2 separate regions of the Homo sapiens genome follow, and region 1 is linked to region 2. A link is a loop called in an ENCODE intact Hi-C map of the cell type or tissue named here. Cell type or tissue: ascending aorta. All regions are shown on one strand.

Evidence for each region. Hi-C counts contacts between places; a loop is a spot of excess contacts. Peaks named below come from ENCODE experiments on the same cell type or tissue, not always from the same donor. Only the 100,000 strongest peaks of a DNase experiment are listed, where the experiment ranks them.
Region 1: a loop joins it to region 2, with 4 times the contacts of the local background. A loop is called at or near these places in 3 of 110 quality-filtered maps.

Annotation. Positions count from the first base shown.
Region 1 is chr5:153,564,618-153,569,617 of GRCh38, reverse strand. The region is part of intron 2 of GRIA1 (glutamate ionotropic receptor AMPA type subunit 1); the gene reads right to left. Among named protein-coding and RNA genes, the nearest start is that of GRIA1, 76 kb to the right of the region's middle. In ascending aorta, no CTCF peak of the experiment used is centred here; no DNase peak of the experiment used is centred here; H3K27ac peaks cover 1,013 bases.
Region 2 is chr5:152,636,552-152,641,551 of GRCh38, reverse strand. The region is part of intron 4 of LINC01470 (long intergenic non-protein coding RNA 1470); the gene reads left to right. Among named protein-coding and RNA genes, the nearest start is that of NMUR2, 230 kb to the right of the region's middle. In ascending aorta, no CTCF peak of the experiment used is centred here; a DNase peak (open chromatin) is centred at 2,151; H3K27ac peaks cover 3,552 bases.

The sequences.
Region 1 (5,000 bases), 930 kb before region 2:
GTAACAAAATACAGAATTCAGGTCAATGTTATTATCATTTTATATCTGGGCTATCCCAGGTTCAGGCGGGCCAGGCTCAATCGGGGCTTTTTGCCCCATACAGCTGCTCAGCAGCAGGGAGGGATACCTATTGTTCTGACACCCGGAACAGAGCTTGGTCCCACAGAATACAGTGGTTCTTGAAATAAAGATTCACAATTTTATTTGGCCTGAAATTCTGGACTGCATCCATTGCCTACCACCCAGCTGATCTGAGACTGCTTACCCATGGCTGGCTTTATAAACAATGCTGTTTACACAATTGCTGAACTGTAGCATAGACCCTTAGAGAAAATAAATTAGTAGAAACGAAGTGCTTGTAAATCTGGGCATTACTCCACAACTTCAGATTCAAAGGCAAAATATTTACTGATTACCTACTACATGCTTAGTGCCTTACTAAGCATTAGAGTGGGAGCAGACAAAGATGTGGCCTCTGTTCTCCATGAACTACAATTTAGTTATGAAGACCTGTGCTTGTGCCTGAAATTATAATGCTATCAGACCCCCCCACCAAAAAATAATTGGTACAGGCAACAAGTGCCGTAGAACCTGGGTAGGCAACTGGGTAGATTTGACATCACTGATGGAAGTGGGATTTCAGCAGAGCCTTGAAGGCAGTAGAAAGGATGGGAAAGGGCATTCCAGGGTGTGAACAAAGACATGGACTTAAAGACATACACACAACAGATTCTCTGGGAAACGTGTTTGGAGTTTTGATATAGAAGGCCTTCAAAGTCAGAGTTGGAAATGTGAATTTTACTCTGAAGACAAGAAAAAGCCATATGAAGTTTGAGATTCGGAGAGCTCTAGGCAATGAAGGGCATGAAGGGAGGAAGGCATAAATTTTGATATGGCTATAATAAGCTAGGTACAAATTAGTGAGGGTAAAGACAAAGGTGGTGGCTGCAGAAATGAAAGGAAAGAATGTATGCTGTTATTAAGGAAGACTACATAGGACTTTGTGAGTGAAGAATTGCTGTGAGCCAAAGAAAGAAAGGAATAAAAAAGATGTTATAATGAGAGCTTAATGATGACACCATCATTAGTCTTCTGACTCAGTAAAAGCCCATTAAAAAAAACCATTTGAATCACTCGACTGTTTCTGATGATATTTTGATAAACTAGATCAGTGCTTCTCAAGCTTTAACATGCATACTAATTAACTAGGGACTATCAAGGCACAGATTTTAATTCAGTAGGTTTGAGGTGGGCCTGAGATTCTGCATTTCTAACAAGTTTCCAGGTGATGCTGATGCTGCTGGTCTGTGAAGCAGATTTGGATTAGCTTCTTGCTAAAGTTCATCTTCTTTGATTTTCATGCCAAATGCTAAGTACTATATTAGGAATTCTTAAACAAGGTGGATTCAGGGAAAGGTCAGTTAGAGTAACGGCCAATTGCAATCCTACAGTTAATAAATGTAGACTGCTTCGTCACCCGTGTTTAATAGAAAGACCTATAGCTTACTAGCCTGGAGACTTGGGTTTTAGTCCTAGCTCTATCACTCTCTGATTGTGGATCCTTGAGCAAAAACAACAACAAAAACCCACAAAAACTCAAAATAAAATAAAGTGGGACAAAACCCCAAATCTACAGCTTATTTCCTATATTTGAGAGCACCCATTTATCCCTGACTTACTGGCTTCCAATTATACTGTACTCGGAATAATTCCAAATTTCTTATTACTGTCTACTAGATCCTTCATAATCTGACCCCAGCCTACCTCTCTATTTTTATCTCCTACTATTCTTTCCCTTATTCACCACACTGTCACTCTAAAGCCTTGTTTCTATTCTCAAACACATCAAGTGCATCCCCACCTTGCTTCTGCACTTATTTACCATCTATCTTGAATGCTTTTGCTCCACTGCTTCCCATAAGGTGGACTCTGTCTTCAGGTCATCACTCGGAGATGCCTTTCTCAACTATTAATCTGAGTGGTTCTCAATTGAGAGTGATTTTTCTCTCTGACATTTGGCAGTGTCTGTAGATATTTTGTACGATTATAGCAAGTGAGGGAGGTACTAATGGTACCTAGTGGGTAGAGGTCAGAGATCCTGCTACAGATATCCTTACACAGGCAGCTGTCCTTGCATTGTAGGATATTTGCACAGGACAGCTACAACACAACAAAGAATTATCTGGCCCCAAATGCCAACAGTGTGAATCTACCTAAAGCTGCCTCCCCACCCTGGACACACGCCTCATAAAAATTTTCCACTTCATTATCTCACTTCATTTTCTTAAACATATTTATCATTGTCTGAAATCTTTGATTTATTTGTTTATCATCTGCCTTTCTTGAGTGGAATATTAGTTTCAGGAGAGCAAGGACATTGTTCTATCCTATTCACTGACATATCACCAGTGTCTAGAAAAGTTCCTGACACATAATGGACACTCAAGGCATAAATGAATGAAAGCAGAAGTGAGTACTGCACATAAAATGAAACAAATAAACAAGCTAAACAACAACAACAAAAAAGATCTAAAACTGTGCTGCAAATGATACCATAAAGAAGGCTAATAGGTAACCCATAGAATAAAAGACAATATTTGTGGCCAGGCACGGTGGCTCATGCCTGTAATCCCAGCACTTTGGGAGGCCGAGGCGGGTGGATCACCCGAGGTCAGGAGTTTGAGACCAGCCTGGCCAATATGGTGAAGCCCCGTCTCTATCAAAAATACAAAAATTAGCTGGGCGTGGTGGTGCACACCTGTAATCCCAGCTACTCAGGAGGCTGAGGCAGGAGAATCGCTTGAACCCAGGAGGCGGAGGTTGCAGTAAGCCGAGATTGTGCCATTGCACTCCAACCTGGGCGACAAGAGCAAAACTCCGTCTCAAAAAAAAAAAAAAAAAGACAATATTTGCAAATGTATATCTGATAAGCAGCTTATAACTAGAATACGTTAAAACATTCTTACAATTCAATAATATAAGACAAACAACCAAATTAAAAAATGGACAAGAGGCTGGGCATGGTGGTTCACATCTGTAATCCCAGCACTTTGGGAGGTCGAGGCAGGCAGATCACCTGAGGTCAGGAGTTCGAGACCAACCTGGCCAACATGGTGAAACCCCATCTCTACTAAAAATGCAAAAAAATTAGCTTGGCATGGTGGATGCCTGTAATCCCAGCTACTTGGGAGTCTAAGGCAAGGGAATCGCTTGAACCCAGGAGGCGGAGGTTGCAGTGAGCCAAGATCGCACCACTCCACTGCAGCCTGGGTGACAAGAGTGAGACTCTGTCTCTGGAAAAAAAAAAAAAAAAGGCAGGGAATTGGAGAGCTATTTCTCCAAAGAAGATATACAAAATAACCAATAGGAAATAAAAAAGATGTTCAACACCCATCAGTCGTTACAAAATGTAAATCAAAACCACAATGAGATACCACTTCATACCCACAGAATGACTATAATGAAAAAGACAGACAATAACAAGTGTTGGTAAGGATGTGGAGAAATTGAAACCCTCATATATTGCTGGTGAGAATGTAAACTGGTGCAATCACTTTGGAAAACAGTTTGGCAGTTCCTCAAAAGGCTAAACATAGAGTTACTACATAACACAGCAATTTCACCACTAGGTACACACTCAAGAAAAATGAAAACATATGGCCACATGACAACTTGTAAAAGAATTTCCATAGCAGCATTAGTCATAGTAGTCAAAAAGTAAAAACAACTCAAATGTCTATCAACTAATAAATGGATAAACAAAATATGGTATATCCATAAAATGAAATACTATAGTCCTATAATATTTCATTTTATGGATATACCATAAAGGGATGAAGCACTGATACATGCTAAGACATGAATGAACCTTGAAAACATTATGCTAAGTGAAAGAGGCCAGTCACAAAGGACCACAAATAGTATGATTTCATATATAGAAAATGGTCAGAATAGGCAAATCTACAGAAATAGAAGGTAGATTCATGGTTGCTTAGAACCTGATGGTGGGAGGGTGCTGGGGAATGACAGCTAATGGGTACTGGGCTACTTTTGCAAGAGAGAAATGTTTTAAAATTAGATTATGGCGATGAATGTATATATCTGTGAATATACTAAAAAATACTGAACTGAACACTTTAAATGGGTGAATGATATGGTATGTGACACATCTCAATAAAGCCATTAAAAGAAAAAACAGCTATAGAAATTGCTATTTTACTTTTTTGGGAAAGGTGACAATTGCTTAGAAACACAGATTTATTGAAGCACTTTTCTTTGTTTAGTGTAGATTTTAGTTGAAGGTGGCTTTGGAAGTATAACGACATGGGAGATCAAAGGTAAGTCTCACAGATATGTTAGATAATGTGATAAGAATACCTGAACCAAAAGACTTTCTTATACGATCACAGGTATTACATAAGTCCGCCATAGAAGTACTCCCTGAAACTAAAATAGGTGAATGTATGAGAGTAAATAACAGCTCCACTTCTTTAAAATAAACCTTTTTAGCAGTAGTTTACATATATGGGTGACTGAGAGGTTTCCATATCCTCTAAGTTCTAATCCAAAGGGGGGAAAATTAAAATTATAACTTTGGGTTGTTGTGAGAATTAAATGAAATTACACTTGTAAAAATTCTTGGGCAAAGGAGGTGCTCAGGTAATGTTAATTTGGCAGTACTGGTGAACCTAGAATGAAGAAGAGGCTGATGCATAATTTATCACTAAGCTACTACTTTCTGACATATTCATTCCCATACAAAATACACAGATCTGACAAGGAGAGGAGGCTACAGATTTTGTCTGTTGGTTCTGTGAAGCAGGGTTAGACAAACATGGCAACCTTTGGAATTCTTTACTCTCTCTCTCTCTGTCTTCATCCTGGCCATTCATCTTCCATTGTTGACATAGCTTTCCATGAGTGGTCTCTGCCATGACTTTATCTAGGCCAATCCTTAAGACCCAGTCACCATGTTGTGAGGAAGTTCAGGCCCAATGCAG
Region 2 (5,000 bases):
TGCCTTGTAAGAGTTTTCCTATTGTTTTCGGTATGTGTGGTTTATTAAAAACTTAATTGACCTATGAATGAAGGACTAGTCCAAGGAATAGAGCTAAGATAAAGGAAAAGAAAAAACATGTTACATATATTCAATTCCATGTAAGAGAGATTCCACACATGCAAAGGAAAATACAGAATTTAGAATTCAAATAGTTATGGGTTAAACAAGAACAGCTCTAGTTGACACGATTGAACTGTGTCTCACGGCAGAAGCTGTTTATAGTTGCACCATCTTTGCACTACCAGCCTAAAGTTGGTGGTATTCAACCAAAAGTTATTAAATTTGCAAATTAGGGAGCTAAGAATGAATCCACAGTAGATTTAATCATCTTATCTCTGTAGGCCCCCTGGAATGTTAAGACAATTGTTTGTCAACAAATTTGGCCCAGTGATAAAATAATATTAATAGCTACTAAGAAAATTTCAGACTGTAAGTATTGAGAGAGCTATATGCTTTCTAGCACTACGTGGCTTTTCCATGCGATTCTATTCCCTACAGTATTTGAAGGAACTATAGCATTTTCAGAAATAGTGCTGTTATGCAATTGAAAAATCCATAATATTAGTTTGAATGTTTTTCTTAATATTTTTTTGAGATAGGGTCTCACTCTGTTGCCCAGGCTGGAGTGCAGTGGCATGATCTTGGCTCACTGTAACCTCCAATTCCTGGGCTCAAGCAATCCTCCCACTTAAGCCTCATGAGTATCTGGGGCTACAGGTGCACACCACCATGCCCAGCTAATTTTTTGCAGAGATGGGGTTTTGCCATGCTGCCCAAGCTAGTCTCGAACTCCTGGGCTCAAGCAATCTATTTGCCTCGGCCTCCCAAAGTCCTGAGATTACAGGTGTGAGCCACCGCATGATTTATTTTTTGGTTTATCTATGCTGTTTATTTCCTTAGACTATAATAAAAAACAGCTAACATTAATGAGACTTATTTGATATCAAACACTGTATACTTTAAAGTATTTATATCAGCCTCTTAATTTCCAAAACCAACACTTTTACAGATGAGAAAATGGAAACTTAGAGAAGTGAAGGGCCATATCCAAAGTCCTAGAGCTAATAATTGATACAGTCAGTATATGAACCCAGTTCTGTATAATTTTCTCAGGGAGTTTTTGTGACCTGAGTTGTTTTGTCTCTAGCATTGTTCTTCCCTCTATGGAAATAGAACTTCTACCAAGAGAAGAGATCAAGCAGAGTGCCTATGGCCCATCACTGGGCATCTTCACTTGGCATCTGAAGGCACCTATGGATTATTTAAAACCTGTTTTGTCCTTCTCTCACCATGGAAACCAACTAGAACTTGAGTCCAGTGCTTAATCTGATCTCTACTAAATTTCTCAGCCTTCTGCCCATATATTTTATTGTCCCCATTTCTTAGACTTCCAGTGTTTAAACTCACTTATTGGGGAATTTTTCAAAGACACTAAGATTTGATTATCAATAGGCTATATGTATTGATGATCTGAAAGGGAAGGACGTGCCTGTCTTAGGATGAATTCTAGTTACACAGCTGTCTGCAAGCCTGCATTACGTAACTATGCAATGAAATATGGTCTATCTGATATGGATAAATGTTTTCTATATTTGATAGTTGAGAAAATTATTTTATGTGAGACTTTTTTGAGAACAAATGTTTAGAACAGTTATCATTTAGCCTTACTAGTCTAGCTATGCTAAAGAAAGCAAACTTTTGACTATACACCCAACTATTTTGTACAGGCTGTTAAGACAACCAAGTGTTTTATACATTATCTTCTTTCCACTGGGAAGTTACTTCTTAAATAAGAACAGCGAAAGCATGTATTCTGAGATTTTTCTTTAGACAGTATAAAATTTCAATATTTTTTATAAAAATGGAACAATGTTAATGAAGAAACTGTGTTGAATACCTGAACTCAATTGAAGGCTGGGGAATTGCTTTTCCGTTAAAAATTACACCTGCTCATCACTTGACATTTTACCCCTACCCTCTTAATTCCCATGGTCTCAGAGCTTCTGTAATTGGCATCACAGATTTCCTATTTAGTGACGAGCCTGAGATCTCCAATATCCAAATTTGTGGCACATCTGAAATGCGCAGTTTGGCTGTTTCAAAGAACCATCTGGATTGATTCAGCTGGGAAGCATCTGGGTAGATTGGTTATGGGCCAGGTTTTTAAAAATACACTGGATGGAGTTGCCTTTCAACAGTCTGGTTATTTTTGTCTTACAGACTTGGACATGAAGTCATAAATTAGGAAATAGTCTCAAAGGGCAGAAATCTTTACTTCTGTGGGTAGAGTCCTCTATTCTAGTCCTGACTTACTATTCAGGAAATTCTTCTCCACCTGTAATAAAACTTTTATTGCTTTATTTTAGCAGAGAGAGGGAAGTCTTCCAGGTAGTCCTACAAAGTTGTGAAATTATCACAATAAAACCATCACATATGAGTTTGTGTTAACTGGAGATTTCATATAACTGAGAGTTGGCTAAAAAAAAAGTGATGATTTATGTTGATAAATCTCTCTCCAAAATGTGTGATTTCACTCTCTCGGCATAGTAACCTTTACTGTTCTTTCTGTTCTTCAGTGGTCCTATTTTCATTTGTGGTAAGTAGTTGGGTTCCTTTGCTCTGGCCCATTTCAAGTATGAGTACTGACTTCCTAAAATGGAGAGTCATGAGTAATGGAGCATCCTGTGCTATTTTATTTACATTCTACCTAGCATCCCAGGAGAACCATTCAAGACATGTCTTCATTCATTCAGCCTCGCTTAGCCATATTTTTAAGAATCTGATTGACAAAGTTTGGCCTGAATAGAACTCTGGAGATCAAAGGGAACTCATCTGAGACAATTTAGAACTTCAAATGGTACATCTCATAAGTCATCATCCACAGAGTGTCCATGCACCTCTGAACCTCCCTCTAAGAAAGGTATCCACTTCTGACTTGCTTGGTCTTCCTCATCTCAGAAAATGTCAGCCACTTCCATCTGTTTCTCAAGCCACAAACCTAGGAGTCATTCTAATTTTTACCTCTCCTAGAATTGCTAATTCATCAGTAAGTCTTAACCCTCTGCCTCCAAAATATATCCCCAATATATCTACTTCTCACCAACTTCAGTGCAATTAATCTATTAAAATGACAATTATCTCACCCGCAGCAGCTTCTTATCTATTCAAGTTTTCAATCTTGCCTCCTTACCATTATTTTTAAAGCAAATAAAAACATCACAATCTTATACTCATGAATCACCACTAAGAGGATACTTTAATATACATCTTTGTGGATCTCTATCCATGCATGTACATATATGTGGGTTTTTTTTTTAAACCAACGTGACAGCATAGTGTTCCTGTTTTGTAAATTGTTTCCAGTGGATAATCTCTCTCCATTTAATAATTTTTTAATTGCTTCAATTATCCTCAATTGTCTTTTCAGCTATTTTCCCCCATTCCAGACTCACTCATTGTACCTTGTTGTCATTTAAACCTCTCAATCTAGTATAGTCTTTTTTAAGTTTCCAACTTATTAAAAACCCTGGGCTGATTTTCTTAACATCCTTTCTTCACAAAGAAGTCTGACTTTTGTTTCTGCAATGTAAATTACATCCATTCACCCTCCATCTTCAATATATTGACGGCATCTCTCTGCATGTAGAGTAAAACCTGAAGACTTACTATGGCCTAGAAGGCCTTATGATCTGGCCTTTGCTCACCCTCACTGACTTTATCTTCTAACTCTTCCTTCCCCTGCTCACAAAGATCCAGTCATAGAGGCCTCATCTCAGATGTGTGAAAACACTAAGCTTTTCTTACTCCAGCCCCTTTGTACTTGTTTTTTTCTCTGCCTGAAAACTTCTTCTCTCTGATCTACTCACAGCCTTCAGGTCTCAGTTCAAATAGCACTGCTTCTGAAAGGCTTTTCTCATGTTTTGATAGGAAGTTGTCATCTTCCCCAAACGTTGGTATCTCCCACCACCCTGCATTTATGTCCTTGTACTGTTCCCTCCTAAACCAACTCTAGGCTTACCCGTGTGACTTAATTTTGCCAATGGCACATTAAAAAAAAAAAAAAAAAAACCATGATGAGGCCGAGCATGGTGGCTGAAGCCTTTAATTCCAGCACTTTGGGAGGACAAGGCAGGGCAGATCACCTGAGGTCGGGACTTTGAGACCAACCTGGCCAACATGATGAAACCCCATCTCTACTAAAAAGTACAAAAATTAGCCAGGTGTGGTGGTACATTCCTGTAATCCCAGCTACTGGGGAGGCTGAGGAAGGATAATCGCTTGAACCTGGGAGCTGGAGGTTGCAGTGAGCTGAGATTGCACCATTGCACTACAGCCTGGGTGACAAAGAACAAAACTCTGTCTCAATAAATAAAACCATCATGACCACATATGCTTTAGGGGCGTTTGCATATTGTGGCTTGTGCTCTTGGTGTCCCACTGCCGTACTATAAAACAGCTTGGGAAGGAACACAGCACGGCAACAGGATGAAAAGACCTTGAGAATGAGACACCATCTTGGTTGTTCTAGCCCCAGCTGACTTCCCAGCTGAATGCAGTTGCATGAAAAGCTTCAACTACAGCACAGGGAGGAGGAGAACCACTCAGTTGAGTCCAGTCAACCCACAGAACCATGAAAATAAATTTTTGCTTTAAGGAAGTAACTTCTTGATAGTTTTACTTTGAAATTGTAACTAAGACTATTCTTTTTCTGAAGTACTTCATAGCATTTAGCACCATATGAAATAATCAGGCAGTCCTATTACCTGGTTATCAATCCATCTCCTGCTATCATAAGATCCATGGGAACAGAAGTTTTGCCAGGTTATTTAACTTCGTATGTATCTTCAGTGCCTATGACAGTGTCTGGCACCTAGTAGGCACTGAATAAAATGTGTCTGGTAAATGAATGGAAAGTTCCAAGGCTCTTAAGTATTAGAAAAATGTATAAAATACTGGAG